Regions from separate parts of the Mus musculus genome. Here region 1 is linked to region 2. The links are chromatin loops, found by intact Hi-C in ENCODE. Cell type or tissue: left cerebral cortex. All regions are shown on one strand. Each heading gives the region's core, and the rest is flanking DNA. Links, peaks and the distances in the headings are about the cores only. Region 1 holds the start of Neu3 (neuraminidase 3). Region 2 overlaps Xrra1 (X-ray radiation resistance associated 1).

Evidence for each region. A loop is a pair of places that touch in the nucleus more often than their neighbours do. Peaks named below come from ENCODE experiments on the same cell type or tissue, not always from the same donor. Only the 100,000 strongest peaks of a DNase experiment are listed, where the experiment ranks them.
Region 1: a loop joins it to region 2, with 2.1 times the contacts of the local background. A loop is called at or near these places in 25 of 42 quality-filtered maps.

What each region holds. Positions count from the first base shown.
Region 1 is chr7:99,823,662-99,833,431 of GRCm38, forward strand. It overlaps Neu3 (neuraminidase 3), which reads right to left and starts at 4,756. Exons shown (of 3, transcript NM_016720.2): 1 at 4,497-4,756. In left cerebral cortex, for the core only: a CTCF peak has its summit at 4,634; a DNase peak (open chromatin) is centred at 4,730; H3K4me3 peaks cover 1,153 bases; H3K27ac peaks cover 869 bases.
Region 2 is chr7:99,870,529-99,880,298 of GRCm38, forward strand. Xrra1 (X-ray radiation resistance associated 1) reads left to right here. Exons shown (of 19, transcript NM_001164258.1): 4 at 754-929; 5 at 4,627-4,698; 6 at 5,690-5,762; 7 at 8,842-8,939. It overlaps Gm38405 (a long non-coding RNA gene), which reads right to left. Exons shown (of 6, transcript XR_003946657.1): 5 at 4,578-5,071; 6 at 2,732-2,756. Among named protein-coding and RNA genes, the nearest start is that of Xrra1, 16 kb to the left of the region's middle. In left cerebral cortex, for the core only: a CTCF peak has its summit at 6,035 (motif pointing left); DNase peaks (open chromatin) are centred at 5,618, 6,026 and 7,905; H3K27ac peaks cover 369 bases.

The DNA of each region.
Region 1 (9,770 bases), core at 941-8,940, 47 kb before region 2:
CCCAAAGCAGATATCATGCACCCTCATGCAACAACTCTGTTCTCTAGATACGTCCATTGGGTTCCCAGGTTACTCAAATTAATTTGAGTAACATTCGAGATTAACAAAGCACCAGGAAAGCTTTCTCCCCATCCTGAAGCCTCAGAAAAAAGACAGCCTGCTTTCTCATCTGTGCCAGTAAGAGGGCTTTGTCCTCTAGTCACTGTGTGAGGGGTGCACACAACAGAGGGTGGAGATTCTCAAGGGACGCATCTTGGTGCTGTGATCTCAGTTCTGGGTGGTCTAATGCATGTAGACCTGTAGCTTTGGCTGGGGTGACAAGTGTGTTAAAAGCCACACTCTTGCATGTGACCCGCTGTGTGTAGCTCAAGGGATTGCTACTCTGGCTCTGGGTTTGCTCTTACTCTCAGCCCCTTGGAGATTATTTTTTTTTTCCGCAAATTCAGCTACATGGGTCTTTGTGAAAGTCTAGCTGCCATTTGCTAGGCTAGCAGGTCTGTGACACTAATAGTAGAAGCCTCCAGAAACTGAAATAGCCCAAAAGCCCCACTCCCCAGAGGCCACAAAAGGGACTCAGGCCAAACAGAAAAAAATAAACTTTAAGATTTAAGCTTCTTTCAAATTATCTGTTATCCAATGCCCATATTCAAACAATTTATACAAGAAAGGAAGGAAGGAAGGAAGGAAGGAAGGGAGGAAGGGAGGAAGGAAGGAAGGGAGAGAGAGAGGGAGAGAGAAAGAAAAGAAAGGAAAAGAAAATAAAGAAAAGGAAGAAAGGAAGGAAGGAAGAAAGAGAGAAAGAAAGAAAGAAAGAAAGAAAGAAAGAAAGAAAGAAAGAAAGAAAGAAAGAAAGAAAGAAAGGGAGGAGGGAGAAAGGGAAGAAGGGAAGAAAGAATGAAGAAAGGAAGGAAGGAAGGAAGGAAGGAAGGAAGGAAGGAAGGAAGGAAGGAAGGAATCCATAAGAGCTAGGCCAATAAATCCTCCCTCAGTATTTATTCAATAAACATTTCTGGGCCTACATATATTAGGCCCTTACACTGGTGTTGAGGAGACACCTGTTCTCAAGGTTAGAACGAATGAGGGGGGAGATACACACAAAGATAGATATGAAGCAGTGAGCATTGTCTTAGAGATAAACAACAAGCGCAAATAGCAAAGACACAGCTGTGCAGCTCAAAGCCCCAGCAAAAGACCTTCTGAGAGGGTAACACTGGGCCAAGCTAGCTACCTACTCTGCCTGGGACATTCTTTTTCAGATAGTCACACAATTCCCTACCTCACTTCCCTAAGTTCTGGTCAAACCTCATCTACTACCTCCCCTCCCGAAGCTGTGCGCAGATATCATCCAGTCGCTGGGCTGTTATCTGACAACGGCTTGCCGCCTCTGTGCCTTGTTCCCTGCTTGTTTCCCCACAGGACTTCTCACTCTCGGAGGTCTCCCATAGCGTACATACTCAATGCATGCTACAAAATAAAAGATCCACGGTATCAGGTCCCAACACCCCAAGATGGCAGTCTGTGCTCATCCCAGGCTGGACTCTAACCCAGTGAACACTCAGTGCTCCTCAGAAACCTTGTAAAGTGTGTTTCTGTTTGCCAGGAAAAGCCATTACGCTCTTATCTTCTCCTACAGGCCCGTAATCTCTGGAGAGGGCCTCTAGTTTCTACTAAACCAAACAGGCTTCCAGCAGATCAGAGGCCCCACAATAGTTCCCAGGCTATTCCAGCTAACCTGCCCTCCTTCCGTCAGGCGGGACTCTCCCACCATATCTGCTATCTTTCCTGCTCCCGTAGTTCTGGCTATCACCGGTCTGCTCCTCTCTCTCTCTGCCTTTTCTCTGCTAACCCAGGGGACCCTCAGCATTCCTCAGTCACCTTCTAGAGTGGGCTTCCATCTGTCAGTAAAGGCCACTACTTTATCTTCTCCTACAGCCCCCCCAAATCTCTGAAGAGGTTGCCACCTGTGTGGCTTCCTCACTGCACCCCTCAATTACACATGGGAATTATCTCCTCACCTAGAACCAGGCGTGGTCCGTGATAGGCTCTGGCTCGGATTTGCTGGCTGAGTGAGTGCAGGGATAGATGAACTGGAATATAGAGAGTGAAGATCTCTCTATATGGGTCAGCCAAGCGATGGGGCAAGAAGCAGCGAGCTTGCGGGTTTGGGTAACAGACAACAGTGAGCTGTGGGCGCTTTCAGTCGGCTAGTGTGACTGTGGTGAGGGGCGTGAAAGACCTGTGAGCAAAGACGGGACTAAGTTGACCAGCAGAGCTAGATCCCGACAAACCCGTCACCTTATTGTGGTATCCATCCTACAGACAGGGAGCCACCGTAGAGTTTCTGACAGGAAAATCGGTCAGTTTAGACCAGTCTCTCAGGCAGCTTTCTGGGTAATGAGATACGGGGGAATGTTGCACTGCGTCGGTCTGCAGCCTGAGTCAAGCAAGAGAAACTGGAACGTACGAATGACTCAATGGATCATTACATTGAGACAATGGTGGTTCACTACTGTGAGAAGAGTGAGAGAAGTGGCCTCTGAGTCAAGAAAAGCTGCCCTTCCTTCCAGGCTGGGACTTGTACCACTTAATCAAACGACTGGGTGGACTGTCTTGTCGGCATGTTAGAGCATGCCTGTGCGCCACAGTCCAGCTCTCTCCTTCCATGCACCACTGGGCTGGCTCTATTCTAAGGATGCCTGTCTCTGAGTCCCACTTCGGGCAGTGCATAATGAAAGGCATAGCTTAGAGTACTTAACAGCTTTTACTGCTTGCAGATCCTCATCTATAAAATGAATTCAGTTCTACATAAAAAGAACAAATAAGCCTGAAGTAGCTGTTACAAAGCCTATTGCACAAGACATGGCAGTCACTATATCACTATTTTTCAGTTATAAATTGAAATAATAAATAAATCATTAATTTTCCCCCCTAAACAATGTCTTACTTTGTATCCCAGACTGACCTTGACTTGTTATCCTAGAACCTTAGGCTCCTGAGTGTTAGTTAGTTTGTGCCACCATGCCAAACAGGGCACATTATTTCTGACTCCTGAAACTGATGTAGAACAGTAGTCATGTACTATATACAATGTAATACTAGACTGAATATGTGTGTGTGTGTGTGTGTGTGTGTGTGTGTGTGTGTGGTGGTCCCACAGATTCTAATTGTGTTAAAGTTCCCATCACCCACAGACATCTTAGACACCAGTATCACAGCCCAGACATATAACACGTTTGTGATGTCAGTCATATACAAATATCTATGTACAGCTCATACAACTTGAAATGACAAAAAGCTACTTTACTGGCTTGCAATCATTCATTAGACTACACTTTGTTATTATCTTGGAATACAAACTTACAAACATTTACAGTGAAACAGCATATTACCTTAGCTGGCAGCAGCCTCACACAATCCATGCTTTCAGAATCTCTTGACACCATTTTTTCTTGTGTTTGACTTCATTTCATGTTTCACTCATCATGGCTCCAGCCGCAATAGGCATATATATGGAATATATATATATATATATATATATATATATATATATATATATATATTCTCCATACAGCCTAGCTGAGCCATACGATGTGCATACACACTGATGAAGTTCTCACAATGAAACCACATCATTGTTGTGTTCTCAGTACCAAGCCCCATCATTAAGCACTGCATTATTCTATCAATTACAACCTCCTCTTAGCACCTGGGCTGGTCTTGAACTTGTGATTCTCATGCCCCAGCCTCCTGAGTGCTTGGATTAACAGGAGCCAGGCCCCATGACTGGCTCTCATTTGTTAAAGGTTAGTAATGTGTACTTATCAGGACCATTCAAAAATGCTTTATAAACGTTAAGGCACTATACAAATTGATGTCTTTAATTATTGTGAATGCTGACCTTTTTACAATTCAGTTTTGGTTCTGCCATCACCTCAACAATTAAATTGTCATTAATTTTCACTATGATTATTCTAATAATAATGATGACAGTGGTAACACAGTGGCCTGGTCACACCTAAAGGATTCACCCAAACTATGTGCTCAGAACTAGGGGCTGAGAAGAATCTAGTACAGGTCTGCTTTGGAGTTGTTTGCTTTAGCAGATAATTCTGATTATTAATTACTGTTCCATACTCTCTCACCTTCCAACCAAGTCCTCTCTATTCTCTTTCTTGGGGAGAGTACAGTTTAGCACGACTTCTGAAGTCAGCCTTGTTTGAAGAGGAAAACTTAGGGGAGACCACTCAGTTGCAAATCTAGTATCAAAAACATTCCACCTTGGAACCTTTTTGGTCGCCCACAACTCCTCTATAGTAAGAAGACTTCACAGTCTCGGTTTGTTCCCACAGTTCTAAACTACAGCTGAAGTTTGGCTTTAGATGGAAGAAAGCAAAAGTAGAATGGTCCTAGCTGATTCTGGCTGACTCAGTCTTCCTTCCTGATGCAGGTCCCCACAGTCCCCGGCCGAATTCCGGGTGACTCTCACCCCAGCTCACCGGCTCCGGAGGCTCTCTGGGCTCTCCCGTGGAGTCTCGGAAGAAGGCCTGAAGCTGAGCTGGGGCGATGGAGACTGGATAACAGCGACAGAAACCACAGACGCTGAAACGAACCCAGTGACCGCTGCGCAAGAACTGGCAGTAATGAGACAAATATCCCAGGAGCAGAAGGAATGCGCTGGGGAGCAGGCGCCAGAGGACTGAGAGCAGCGTCTGGGTGTCAACCTCCCCGGCCAGGCCACGCCCCTTCACCGCGCAGTGCCCGCCCTGCTTGCTTCTCCACGCCCTTAACGATTGGTCTGTGGAAGGTATCACCGCCTAAAACTTCCCTAGACAGTCTAATTGTCGAACAAAGGTTCCGAGGCTCAGAGGGGACTCCTAAAAAGATAAAAGGTGGAAGGGGGTGTTTTCACACAAAGCACTGGACATTCTCCTTGCAAAAGGTTCCAAAATGTATATATTTATCAGGGCCTGGTGGTGCGGGGCTGTGGACTTTGCTAGTGTGGTAGAGACTGTTAAATTTCATCTGTCTGGACTACAAAATGAGTTTAAGGCCACCCTGAACAATTGCCCTTCTCGCAAGATTTTTAAAAAAAAGTATAAACAGAGCCGAGAAACCAGTTAGGTGGCAGAGCACTCGCCTAGCAGGTGCAACGTCCTAGGTTCACTCTCCTGTACCTTCGATAACTTATTGTATATTGTCTACACACATTTACATACATGTATCTGTCACCAAGTACTGAATCCATTCTCTTGTTTCACAATCACACGCAAGGACCATCCCATTCTTCCCCACCTACCAAAATCAAAAGAGGAAAAGGCCCCTCTTGACACACTGCAGCATCTAAGAGATCAGCCAGGGGTGGGGACAAAGAAAGCTAAAAATGACTGTTAAAAAAAAACAACAACAACACAAACAAACAAACAAACAAAAAAACAAACCGAAACAAACAAACAAACAAAACCCATCAGGTCAACAAGGCTACCAGAGGAGACTAAAAAGAAAATGAAAAAGTCACGACCAAAACAAAAACCCAAACAAACAAACATAAAAACCAAGATGTGGAGTACATTGGTATCAAAATTCACAGTGGTTCCTTATGTACCAGGTTAACATAATGAACTAGGACATTTAGCATAGTGGCATTACCCTGTGGGGAGTGACTTGTATTTGACTTATAATAGTAAGATGTATGATAGCACCCTTCACCTTATAATATAAGAAATCACACCCCCAAGTGTGGGTCTAACCACAGTAAGATAGAAAGCAGCACAGCAGGGCCGATTCGGCCGGACCCCATTCCTCCTCTGCCTGTGAGGATGCCAGGGGGCAGGGCCCTGTCCACCAAGGAGCAAAGTGACTTCCTTTTATTTCATCCCAGTCATGTTAGGAGTTTCTCTCCCAAATGGCTGCCTCCTCTAGTTCCAGTGTAAGAATATGGGGTCTTCTTTCTTTGAAGTGAACTTGATACTCAGAAGTAGAACTCACATGGAGAGAAACAATTGAAACTCATTTTTTTTGTTGGAACCAAGTAAAACATAAAGGAATTTGTCAAAAGATGAAGGGAAAGATGGAATATTAACTTAAAGGATGGAAAAACATTGACTCCTACTGAGTTTGAATCCCTGAGCCTGAGCAAATACCATGGGTACGGCAGTGAACGCTCTAAGGGATGGGCTTTCCTAAGACACAAGATCATAACAGGATGGGATTTTCCTTCATTCCTTTTTAAATAATGAGAGATTAGCCTGACAACACTGAAATAAAATAAAGTAGTTTCCTGCTAAAAGTAACTAGGACTTCAAAGAAAAACAGCTGATTTCAGAGCAGGGGAAAGAGGTATAGCATAGGCTTTGAGTATCTGGTCTTACTTGAAAACAAGGTAGCTAGAAGAAAGCAACAAAGGCCATGCTCAAAGAGCTGACCTAACAAGGATCCTACTACCAAATATGTGTGGCAAAATAACAGCTAGGTGCAGTGCTGCACACCTATCCTAGAATTGAAGAAGCAGAGGCAAGAGAACCACATGCTCTAAATCAGCAGGGGTTTTAATAGTAAGTTCCAGAGGACTTGGGGCTACATACTGAGAACCCGTGTAAAAAGGGGGCAGGGGAATAACAACTTACAAAGGACTAGATTAAATGTTTAATGTTATGAGAACATGGTGCCGGAGAGAGGTGCCCCAGTAGTTGAGAGGGCCCAGTGCCCGCACCCACATGATGATTCACCAACATCCTTAACTCCACTTCCACAGGACCTCTTCTAACTTTTGAGAACACCAGGCATGCACATGGTGATGTCTTAGAGTTTCCATTGCTGTGAGGAGACACCATGACCAAGGCAACTCTTACAAAGACAATATTTAATTGGGTCTGGCTTACAGGTTCAGAGGTTCAGTCCATTATCAAGGTGGGAAGCATGGCAGCATTCAGGCAGGCATGGTGCTAGAGGAGCTGAGAGTTCTACATCTTCTTCTGACTGCATCCAGAAGACTGTCTCCCAGACAGCTAGGAAGAGAGATTCAAAGCCTATCTGCCACAGTGAGACACTTCCTCCAACGAGGTCACACCTCCTAATAGTGCCAATCTCTGGGCCAAGCATATTTAAACCACCACAGAGCACATACATACATGCCGGCAAAACACTTATACACATAAAATAATAGAAAAAAATTAAAATATCATAACATCATATAGACATATGGAAAAAAGTCTCTCAGTCATTTCAAGAGAGTGCTATGGAAAAATAAAGCTAGAGTAAAAGTAGAAGGTAGAATAAAGCTTTGTTATACAAGCTGTATTCCAAGGTGACTCACTGTTCTCCTAAATACTACTAATACTACTACTAAATAATAATAATAAACAATTGATATAATGTTCTTAGTTTGCAATAGCTTGGTGGCTGCTAGAACCATATAATGGCCCAGTGTAAGTCTTTGTGTTGGATCAGTGGTTCTCAACATATGCCTTTCAACACCTTTAGAGGTCGCATATCAGACAGATATCCTGCCTATCAGATATTTACATTATGATTCATGCCAGTGGCAAAATTAGTTATGAAGTAGCAGTGAAATAATTTTATGGGTGGGAGTCACTATAGCATGAGGAACTGTATTAAAGGGTCTGAGCACTAGGAAGGCTGAGACCCACTGTACTGCATGAATCAAGCCAAAATCATTTGAGCACACTATGCATAGCATGACAAATAGACACAAGCAGTTTATTATGAGGGCTCCTGTATAACGTCTTACTGCTAAACAACCAATCTGACAGTTGAAGGTGTAGTTCAGTGGTAGAGTGCTTGCCTAGCTCTGGTTCAGTCCCCAGTCACCCCCACCACCACCACATGCACACACAAGATGGGAGTAGAAAAATCTGTTAAATGGCATCATTAAGATACAACTGGCCAAATTCACAAATGTCAAAGGGCTAGGGGAGAGGAGGGGACAGACAAAACATTAAAACTTTTCAATCTACTACAAAACCAAACAAAACTGAATTTCTAGACCTTGTTTGGGTCCCAGATTGAATAAATGAATTCTGAAAACACATGGAGGTGATTTTACCAGTGAGCAGACATTAGGTGACAGTTTGGTTTTGTTTACTAACAGCATTGTAGCTGTTTTTTTCAGTCTTCCCAGCAGTCAGCACCAAGGCCCCAGATCTTGGTTTCTAATAGCTGATTCCAGAGGTGGAGCTGGGAAAAAAGCAAGCTGAGTGTGCAACACCTTGTGGCACATAAAGTACAAAACGTCACAAAGTGACCAGGAGTTCCTTCCCAGGAGCTCCTTAATGGCCAAAGATGAAATCCCTAGGGCTAGAAGATATTGGTAGCGAGAATATAACCCATAGAATAAAGTAAAACCAAGCCCATACCGATGTGAATAGTTGTACTAACCAAGGGGAAGGGGAGCTCTTCCTGACAGTAGAACTCCAGCTAATAAACACTGAAGGAAGAAATGAAAAATACCACTGTCTTCCCTTTAAAGGTTGGCAAAGGGGCTCCATTTGTCGCAAGAAGATGTTATAGAAAATATAAGTTTATTTCTAAAATACGAAAACAATTCAGAGCCATTTCCAAGGCTTTTGGTTATCAGTTGAGAACTCTGCAGAAGGGTGAATCAACTGGTTTTCTCCTGTCATAGACGCTGGGACACACTTTGCAGGTCCTCTTTCCAGGAAGGCCCACAGCCACAGCTGCAGGACCAGCTATCAGTCATCTGTCGTTACATCAGGTGATTCTGGGTTTTCCTCAGCAGGAGAAGGCCCTTCCCTTCAAGTTGAGTCCTTTACCCAGGTTGACCCACATTCAACATCAAATAAGTAACTGATAAGAGGGCATAACGTTCTGGCCATTCCGAGTCAACATAGACTTATTTCTAGAAGTCATCAGTCAGGAGAGGTTACCCAAGCTTAATATAAGCTTGCACCACATCTCATCTCCCTCTGTATCTTTAGATTGGATTCCCTGGTCCTCTAAGGTGATTATGCCAGGGGCAGTGAATAAGAAGCACCTTGCCAGACTCTGGCCCACAGCCTGCTTCTTGGGCAGCACCTAACCTAAAATCCTAGAATGGTTGACTGAGTTGTTCATGGGCTGATTCCATTTTTTTTTTCTATGTGTCTTAGGGTTTCTATTTCTGCACAAACAACATGACCAAGAAGCAAGTTGGGAAGGAAAGGGTTTATTCAGCTTACATATCCACATTGCTGTTTATCACTAAAGGAAGTCAGGACTGGAACTCAAGCAGATTAGGAAGCAGGAGCTGATGCAGAGGCCATGGAGGGATGTTCCTTACTGGCTTGCTTCCTCTGCCATGCTCAGCTTGCTTTCTTATAGAACCCAAGACTACCAGCTCAGTGATGGCATCACCCACAATGGGCCCTCCCCCCTTGATCACTAATTGAGAAAATGCCTTACAGCTGGATCTCATGGAGGCTTTTCCTCAAAGGAGGCTCCTTTCTCTGTGATAACTCCAGCTTGTGTCAAGTTGACACACAAAACCAGCCAGTTCCCTGTGTATTAAGCATTTCTTCATCTAGTGTATTCGTTATGCATGCTGTGGTGTTACATAAGGACATTTTCATGCAAATACATGCCACTCAAGAACATGCTCTCCCCCACTTCTAATTTCCCGCCTTTAGTCCTCTTTGTTCCTCAAGACAGTTTCACTTCTACCTTCATGTCATAAATACATACAATAGTTTCTCTCACATTTGTCTAAGGCTGAGTAAACGTGATTATCATCACCTGCATCACCTTTCTGCAAATGG
Region 2 (9,770 bases), core at 1,098-9,097:
ATAAAGATTATAGTTAATTCCAAGGTTAGATTAATTGCTAATGTGGAAGATAACAGATTATAGAACATCATCATGATATTTAAATGGGCTTACTATGAACGTCATATTCTTATTTTGTTTTTTTGTTTTGTTTTTTTCAATTTTTAAGATAGGGTTCCATGTAACCCAGGCTGGCCTTAAACTTGCTGTGTAGCCAAGGGTGACCTTGGGTCCTCCTAGTTCCACTTTCTGAATACTGAGATTACAGGTGTGCTCCACTATAACAAGTTTTATGTAGTGAGGGGGCGGGGGAAACTGAGGTTTCCGTGTATGCTAGGCAAACGCTTGGCCAACAGAGTTACATCCCTAGGAGTCATATTAGTCTTTTTGCTGATGTATAAAATTGAGGTCACCGAGCCTAGCATTGAGAGATTAATCCTTCGTGCTGACAGGGATCAGGGAAGACATCACATAACAGGAAGAATCTGATCCTGTCTCTTAACCGAACAGTAGCCTTGGGAGATGAGGAAGGAATTGTGCAGCCATCCCCCTCTTTTATCATAAGCCAGTTCATCCATAGTATACGCCTCACTGAGTTTAGAGGCTCTCGAATGAGACATGTGCACAGACACTTCAGCAGTAGTGAGTGCTTGGTAGTGTAGTACTCAGGAGATAAATTAGAGATAAATTACGCATTAGAGACAAATATTCTGTATTCATATCCTTGTTTTCAGAGGCGTTTGGCCTTACTCACTGTTCCAATCTTCCCCACAGGCCGGGGACACTGGATAGTGGTCCGGAAAGGCAGCATGAAGAAAGGTGCAGCTAAGGCATCCACCGAAGGTCAGGAAAGCCAGAAGAAGGTTTCTTTCGATACTGGGTTGAAGAAAATATCTCGGAGGGATAGCCAGGCAGACGTTCTTGGACACATTTTGGACCGGTCTTTTCTGGTGAGAGAAAAGGCACTCCTAAGTAGCTGACAGCATTATCTAAGGGGAGGGGAGGGGAGGGGGAGGGGGAGGGGGAAGGGGGAAGGGGGAGGGGGAAAGGGGAAGGGGGAGGGGGAAAGGGGAAGGGGGAGGGGGATGGAGGGGAGAGGGATGAGGACTCCTCTACTTTGTCTGACCAGGGGCAAGGACTGGTCTTGCCCAGGTACCACTGCTCTCACCTGACTTCAAGCTATGAGAGTGATGGCAGCATGATGAACTCACCCTGGAGATGTCATTTAACACGTGAAACCTTTACATACATCCTGCGCCCAAGGCAGGCCCAGGATTGCCGTCCTTACTGTATTGCTGCCACTGGTAGACAGGGAAAGAGGCCCCACATACAGCCAGTGAGTGAGTGGCCAGACTGGGATAAAAAACCCTGATCTACTGACTCAAAAACCTGTACCTTTATATTATGTAAAATGGCTACACAGGATGGCACATGCCCTTAATTTCTGTACTCTGGGAGGCAGAGGCAGTAAATCTCTGTGAACCTACTTAGTGAGATCCTGGCTCTAAGAGAGAGAGAGAAAAAAGACACTTTACAAAGTGAAAAGTCCAGCCAGGGCGACACAGAGAAACCCTGTCTCGAAAAAACAAAAACAAAAACAAAACAAACAAAGTGAAAAGTCTTATGTCAGTTGGAAAGGCAAGAGTGTTTCAGAAATAAAAGGTAAACTGAGGATTCTATGCCAGCACTGTGGAGGAACGAGAGATGCCCTGTGCACCATGCTGTGCTGTGCTCTGCTCTGTGGTGACTTCTCCAGGAGCCAGTGAGACCAGGGAGGTCCCGCTTTTCCACAGCCTTTGTCCTTTGGTTTTAGCATTTGTCTGGAAGCAGGAGGACCCCAAGCTTGAGACAGGCTCTCTGAAGAGACCTGGGATGGTAGGTTAGAGACCAGCCAGGCAGATTCACATCTGTTCTATGCAGTGCTTCAGTAGCTTTGCAGAGAAAGATGGGTTTTGTGAATATATACTAGTGGGCAGCATGGGCTCTTATTGCTCCCTGAGATAAAGTCTGGCAGCTTTGCTTGTTCCCACACTCTGCTGGTAAGTCCTAAGACTCATGTGTCAGAGATCGAAAGAGAAAGTGCCTGGTCCACCTCACCTCCCTGAGCAGCACAAGCTTTGGAGCCTGTGGGGTTTGTTTATCTGTTAGGATGGCTCCTCACTCACTGGGAGTACAGAGGTTGGAAACAGCAGTACTGAGGTAGGGCAGACCATGTCACTCCATGGTACTCTTTCTCCCCTCATTCTCAAATACAACTGACCCTGCATATCCACTATATTCCTAGTCCCTAAACCATATGGCATAACAACTGTTTACATATTATTCCACTATATACATATTACATGTATTTGGTATTATCAATAACTCAGAGATAATTGGAAGTATAAAGGAGGGTATACATGGGATTTTTAAAAACAAACAAAACACTGCACCATTTTAAACGAGGGACTTGAGGGCTGGAGAGATGTCTCAGGGGTTGAGAACAATAGCTGTTCTTCCAGAGTGCTCAGGTTCAACTCCCAGCACCCACATGAAAGTTTAGAACATCTGTAACTCCAGCTCCAGGGGAATCTGAAACCCTCTGCTAACATCTGCAGGTGTCTTAGTTTCCATTGCCATAAAGAGACACCATGGGAACGTCAACTCTTATAAATGACAACATTTAATTGGGGCTGGCTTACTGCTTCTGAGGTTCAGGCCATTATCATCATGGCGGGAAGTATGGCAGCATCCAGGCAGTCATGGTGCTGGAGGAGCTGAGAGTTCTACATGTTGTTCTGAAGGCAAACAGAAAACTGACTATTCTAGGCAGCTAGGAGGAAGGTCTCAAAAGCCCACCACAATAATGACATACCTTCTCCAACAAGGCCACACCAACTCCAACAAGGCTATACCTAATAGTGCCACTCCCTATGGGCCAAGCATATTCAAATCACAACAGATATTAGGCACACATGTGATGCACAGACATATATGTAGGCAATCACCCAGGTATAAAGTTAATAAAATAAAGTTAATTTTTAAGATGATCATGAAGTGTTTGGATGTCCCTGGGTTTGCATCCTAGCATTTCCAGCAGTTGAGTGTGTATGTGTGTGTGGGGGGTGGGGTGGGGGGGAGGGGAATGACCGTCCCCGTGTGAGTTCCCATATTAACCGGCATGGTTTGTTACCTGCACTGCTGCTTTGGGTAGAGGAAACAATGAGAATGCTTTTCAGGGCAATGGGATCTCTATGTTGCCTGTCAGTTCACTGGCACCTCAGATTGTACTACTGCACCTATGCCATTAACCCCACATCCCCAATGCATCATTTTGGGTAATGTTACCTCTCCATTGGCACTAACTAGCCAGTCACTGAGCTAGTAACCAGGAGTTATAGTTTACACTTGCCTCTCGCCCTCTGTAGACACTCCCACATTACCAAGTCCTGGAACTTGTATTAAACAGCCATCACACCTACTTCCTTTCATGTCCTCTGCTACAATTCTGAACCAAGCTACTATCACCCCTTCTAATCACATAACTCTTAACGAGTTCAGACCAATTAGAATGCTTTTCTTTAGGGACATCGAGATAGCTCAGTGGGTAAAAGATCTTGCTAGAAATGTCGTTAACAACATCTGGCACATTGGTCTCTTCTGTCTTCTTATCGTTTCTTAGTAGGTCAGACAAGCTGATCTTTATGAAACTGCTGTCAGCCCCTACTTAATCCACTCCCTTGTTCAGAGCCAGTGTGGATCCGCATGGTCTCAGAGCTCCCTCTCTAAAAATATCTTGCCTTCTCCTGCCTGGGAGGCCTTCGTACTCCCTGCCCACTGCATAGGATCATCTATAGCTTAGCTCTCAGCTAGAAAATCACACCCTCAAAGAAATCTTTCCTCCTTTTAAGACTGAGGTTGAGGCCTCCTGTTTCCACATCCCACTGGATTTTGAATTTCTCCTTTAAAATAATCATTATATTCCTAAGTATTTGCTATTTGCCTTTCCACTAAATGGTCACTCTGAGAAAGTATGGAAGGCACCTGCTGCTTCCCCACTGTCTTCTCTGAGCCTGTGTAGAGTTTTTTCATAGTAGGCACCATATGGGGCAGGCCATCATAGCTGGGACAAGGAATTCTGCAGCACTGAACTAGGAGATATTCTGAGGCTGATATCTGACCCTAACTTTTCCATTGTATACAGTGACACAGGGCAGGCAAAAGATGCATAGCTTAATAAGTACAGATTGAATCCGAATCATAGATCCACCATTTTCTAGCTACAGGGCCTCAGACAAGGCACCGTTCATCTCTTAACCTCATTAAAAGGGGGAACTAAACTCTTTAACTAAAGTAATACTGGAAGTAAGAGCTAAACTCTTTAACACAACTAATAAGTATTTAAAAAAACACTATTTACATTAAAGGGGGTTCAATTTGGGTTAAAGAAAAGTTTGTTAATATAGTCAGTACAGTCTGTGCCCAAAGTAGTGCTCAGATAGTATTTGGTGAATGAATGAATGAATGAATGAATGGCTGAATGAATGCACACGCAAACAAACAGCAAGTCCATGAGAGTGCCCAGGGAGAAAACACTCAACAGAAATAACTCCACTTACTCCATTCTGTTGGGACCGCGGGGACCAACTCTTGTGTCCTGTGTTCCAGCTGAAGCACCACTCTGCCAGGAAGCCATCAGATCTTTGCACTATCAACGTGAGCGGCATGAAGTTCTCCAAGGTGAGGCCAGCATCAAAGACGTGACTGAGCCAGATGTCAGGGGACCTGGACGATTTGCTTTGTGTATGGCACCTCCACAGTTCCTGGGAACTAGAAGTTAGTCTTATAGAAAGAGGGAGAAGAGATGGGCAGACACAGGCGGAAACTATTCATACACAAACCTTGCTATGAATTTGGTATTCTGTGAATGAGAAAAATTCACCTGAAGAATCTGTTCTTGAGACGAGGGCACGGGTTGAGACTAACTCCTTGTGTGGAGTTCCCATCACATGAGCTCACCGTACGGTAGGGATACAGAAACTCTTACGCGGAGGAAGGATGTGCCCGAAGGTGTGTAGCACCTTGTTTACAACGATGGAAGTTTTGAGCCAGTCTAAATGTGTACACAGCAGAAGAGGATAACTTGTCATTTACTCAAGCAAGGAATTCAAATGGACAAATTAGACCTATGTGTATCAACACAGTTTAATCTCCAAAGAGCTATACACATCTCATGCAAATCTCAAAGCCATACTCTCAAGCATAAAGACACATTCGTACCATAGTATGAATATAAAGTCTTAAAGCATGTAAATAACCCTATGTATAATTGGTGGGCATAAACATTGGTGTATATGTTATATACACAAAAACTAAGAGCAGGGATAAGGCGTAGGGTTTGAGGAGACCTGTGGAGGGTGTGGTAATAGAGGCCATATGTCTTCTAATAGTTTCTTTCAAGTTTAGACAGTTCAGACTCAGGTCTTTAAAACTGGGTCACGGTGGCTACATCTTCAAAGTATCACTCAGCGTGTGTTTCAATATGTTTGAAGTATTTCAGGGTAGAAGAAAACAGAGAAGTCCCCATAGCCCTCCCCACGTGGCTGCTCTTGCACTAAGAATGTCTCTCAGTCCCTTTTAGGCATCTGTCCTCTTAGCAGCTGCTCTGGTTTTTCTGCAGGCTCCCGGGCAGGGAACTAATCCTGTGTTTCTCTGGCATGCTTTCTGACAGGCAAAGGAAAAGGACTTCAAACATTTTACGTCTGTGATTTATATCAATGCCTCTGAAAACCTGCTACCTCTAGGTGAGCTTTCTCTTCTTAGAAACTGTCCTCCTGGCCCACAAAGGATATGTCTGTCTGTCTGTCTGTCTGTCCATCTGAGGTTGGACTCTCATGGCTCTGGAGAGAGCACAGATCTCGACTCTGGTGCTGAAGTGTCACTCACCAAGGTTTCCCTGTCAGCTGAAGCTCCTCTCCACAAACACAGATAATCCTCTCCTGCAGCCTGGCAGGCCACCTTGCAAACTCCAGTGAGAGAGAAAGCCTTAATTCAGCAGATCTACAGTGCCCCCTGCTGGTGCCAGGACTGTGTGGCCTTTATCGAGAAAGGCGCCCAGTTGCTGCTTTGGAGAGCTTATGGTTAGTAGGAGAGATGGTTTCAGACTCAGATCAAAAGCAGGGTACATATAAGTACTGGTACAGGGAAATCAGGAGACACCAGGTGTGCATCCCAGAGGGACTTTAACCCAGTCCAGTGAGTCAGGAAACCTAGGAAAGAGTGCCTGAGACTGGATCAAAAGATAAATACACTGGGCCAGCAAGATGGTCGAGTGGCTGCAAGCACCTGCTGCCAAGCTTGGTGACTTGAATTTGATCCCTGAGACTCACATGATAGAAGAAGGGAACCATCTCCTGAAAAACTGTCCTCTGACACCTGCATGTGCGCGTGCGCGCGCGCGCACACACACACACACACACACACAAGAAATTGACTCAGGAATCGGTGCTTTGGATTGAAGGGCAGCTGTGGAATGATACTGCCTTGTTGGGAAGATTGTATACAAGGCATACATGGGGAGAAAAACTGAGGCTAGATGCACTGGCAAGGGCTTGATTATCAAGGGCTTTGAGAGTTGAGCTTAGTCCTCTAGACAGAAGAGGCGTGGAAGGCTTTTAACCAGGGAATCTCAGAGAGGAGGGGTTTTCCATGGGAGGGGAATGAAGCTTGAGATGGGGAGTGAAGGGGATTGAGAGAGTGATCTGGGAAGAGATGGGAATCACAGGGGCAGGGATGAGGCTGGGGATACCCAGAGACAGTTCTAGAAGGGGTGTGTCAATGAGTTTGTTTCAATGAGTTGGAGGATAGCGTCCATCAAAGCATCTAATAAGATCCTTGCCTTAGAAGAAAGTGTATTCTGCTAGGAATGCCTTGGTATAAACAGGCCAAAAGGCCTGATAAATGCCCAGCTTCATTAAGGACAAAAACATGGGGGTCACTCACAGCCACCTATAACACCAGTACACAGTTTTATGTCCATCAAATATTGGCAAGTATGAAAGATGCTAACCACAGCCAGCCCTGCGTAGTCAAGGGAGACTCTCGGTGAAAGTCAAATATAAGAAAGTTGTGTGAGTCCTTAAAGGAAATTTGGCAATGTCTCTTAAAATTTAAGATGAGGCTGGAGATCTGGCTCAGCTGTTAAGAGTATTTGCTGCTCTTGCAGAGGACCTGGGTTCAATTTCTAGCACCCATGGGGGCCACTCACAGCCACCTGTAACTCCAGTTCCAGAGGATCCAGTGACCTCTTCTCACTTTCATTGGCTTCTGCACATACTTACTGCACACAGTGTCACACAGGAACATATACATATAATAAATAAGTAAATAAATAAATCTTTTAAAAGTTGAGATAGTCACTGCCTTTAGTAGTTCTGTTTCTAGGAATATATTCCACAGAAAGAGACTTACCCAAGGGAATTCCCCCAGTCAGTGTCTTATTTGACCTTACTGAGCCTCCTGACTCTCAAGCTCTTGTAGGCTACATAGTACACCAGGTTCACTTAGAAGCTTCTAAGTGATTCTACATTGTGTTCCTGTAGGATTTCAGGAGTCCTACAGTGGAGTTCCCATGGTTGACTCTCTTGCAGGGTTGTCCACTAGCCAAGAGTCACCCTGGGTGCTGGACAGAAACTCTCATTGGGTAAATGCAGGGATCACCCTTGTTTGGAAATCTCATCAACACAGGAACCAATGTGCCATTCCATAGGTCTATATTACAGAATACCCATGAAGGACATGTCTGATTCTAGGAGTCACCACTTAAAGAGAAGCACCCCCTTCGGGCATTTATAATTTATACCTTCTCCTGGTCCAGACATAATTTTCCACTCTGCAGTCATTTTTACCACAAGCAATAGTTGCCTAGTAACACAGTTACCATAGCATGTGCTTTAGGTTACCAGGGAAACAGGCCTAGAAAGTGAATCTAAGATCCAGTTGTCATGCAAGAAGGAGTCCTTGATTACCTCCCTCCCACATAGGTTACACACTACCAACAGGAAAAGCGAGTGCATGTCTATACTAGAAAGATAACTAAGATGCTGGACAAGTTTAACCTGGAATAATCTTCACATCAAACTGTGAAAGGAGAAAAGCCACTGTACAGCATGTATTCTGTTTTTATAAGAAGAAAACTGTATTTCAATACATACATGAGAAAAATATTAGGTATATACATAAAATTTTGAACAGTTGACACTAAATGTTGGGATTAAAGGAACATTTTTCCCCGTGATGTTTGACTATTTGGGGTAAGCATGTTAGCATCTCTAATCAGAGGTTATCTAGGAGTGTGGCTCAGTGGTAGAGAGTTTGCCTAGCATGCACAAGACCCTTAGGTTGGCCCCTGGATTGGGAAGAGAAAATAATATATATCAGTTTTAAATGGACAGGCCTTCCATTTGAACAGACTTAACATTCGAGCCTTAGTTTTCCCAGTTACCAGCCACCTTATTTCAAATAAGTCACTTAGCCTTCCAGAGATGTCATTTCCTCAGTGATAGGATGAATGGATTCTTGTTAGTGAAGTAGCTAGAGGTTTAAATTTTTCTTGGAATCCCCTAGAGATGAAGTAACAGGCAGTTGGAAGCCACCCAGGGTGGACGCTGGGAACTGAACTATACTCTGCAAGAGCAGGGAATTCTCTTAACCTCCAAACCATCTCTCCAACCTTATGGTTAGAGATCTGAGGTCTGCAACATAAAGCATCGCCCACAGCTGGAAGCTCAGTGAATGATCATTAGCATCTTCCTCTGTAAGCCTTTCCAAGCTCAAGATCCTCTCTTATTCTCTTTCTCTCCCCCCCCCCCCGTTTCCATGTAGATGTCTTTCACACATTTCCAGTTCTAAAGGAACTGGAGCTTGCGTTCAATGGCATCAAGATGGTCTACGTGAAATATGGAGACTTCAAGACATTGGAAGTAAGTTGGAGGTAGGAAGTTTTTGATCCTACCTGTTCCCCTGTAAGAATGAGTATAGGCATCTCGACAGATTATGACTTTGGACAAAGGTTCTCTGGGCCTTCACTGCTAGGCTCTTGCTTCTTGCTTCTGGCCTCTGGAGAAGATGGTGGTGATGGTGGTGGTGGTGATGATGATGATGACAATGATAATGATGATGAGGAGGAGGATGGTGGTGGTGATGGTGGTGAAGGTAATAGTGTTAGTGGTACTGATGGCAGACAGGTAATTATGGCCAAGGTGTATGACCCTGGAATGTAAGTGCCAAGGGTCATTCATATTCAGAGGAATCTATAGAAAAGTGAGTTTAAACGGAGTATCATAGGAGGAAGAGTTTCATGGGAGATATATCTCCTTAGGTGTTTAGAGAGCTTGAATCCAGCTTTAAAGCAGGGTGCAGTGAGCTAGAGACTATGTGGACCAATACCAAAGCATACCCTGACCTCAGTAAGCGAGGTTGGTCCCAGCGGACTGGGGTAGTCCCTTGACCTGAAGATGAGGATGGGCACACAAGGCCCCCGTGGATTCAACAGCACACTAGAGGCGCGGGCACACCCCATGCACATCTCTAGTTCTCAGAACCTTGGGATAGAAAATACAGAAAGTCTGCCTTGCATAGCCTCATACTTTCTTACCTCTTTTGACTTTGATAAAGGCTCAAGGGCCACTTTTTTTTTAACAAGGGAATGAAGGCTTTGTCACTACCTGAGAGTCACTGCACACAAGAATTGGGGAATAGTGCTGGAAGTGGGGCTCAGCCCCTGGCCAGGCTCACTCTCTCCCTGAGTAGTG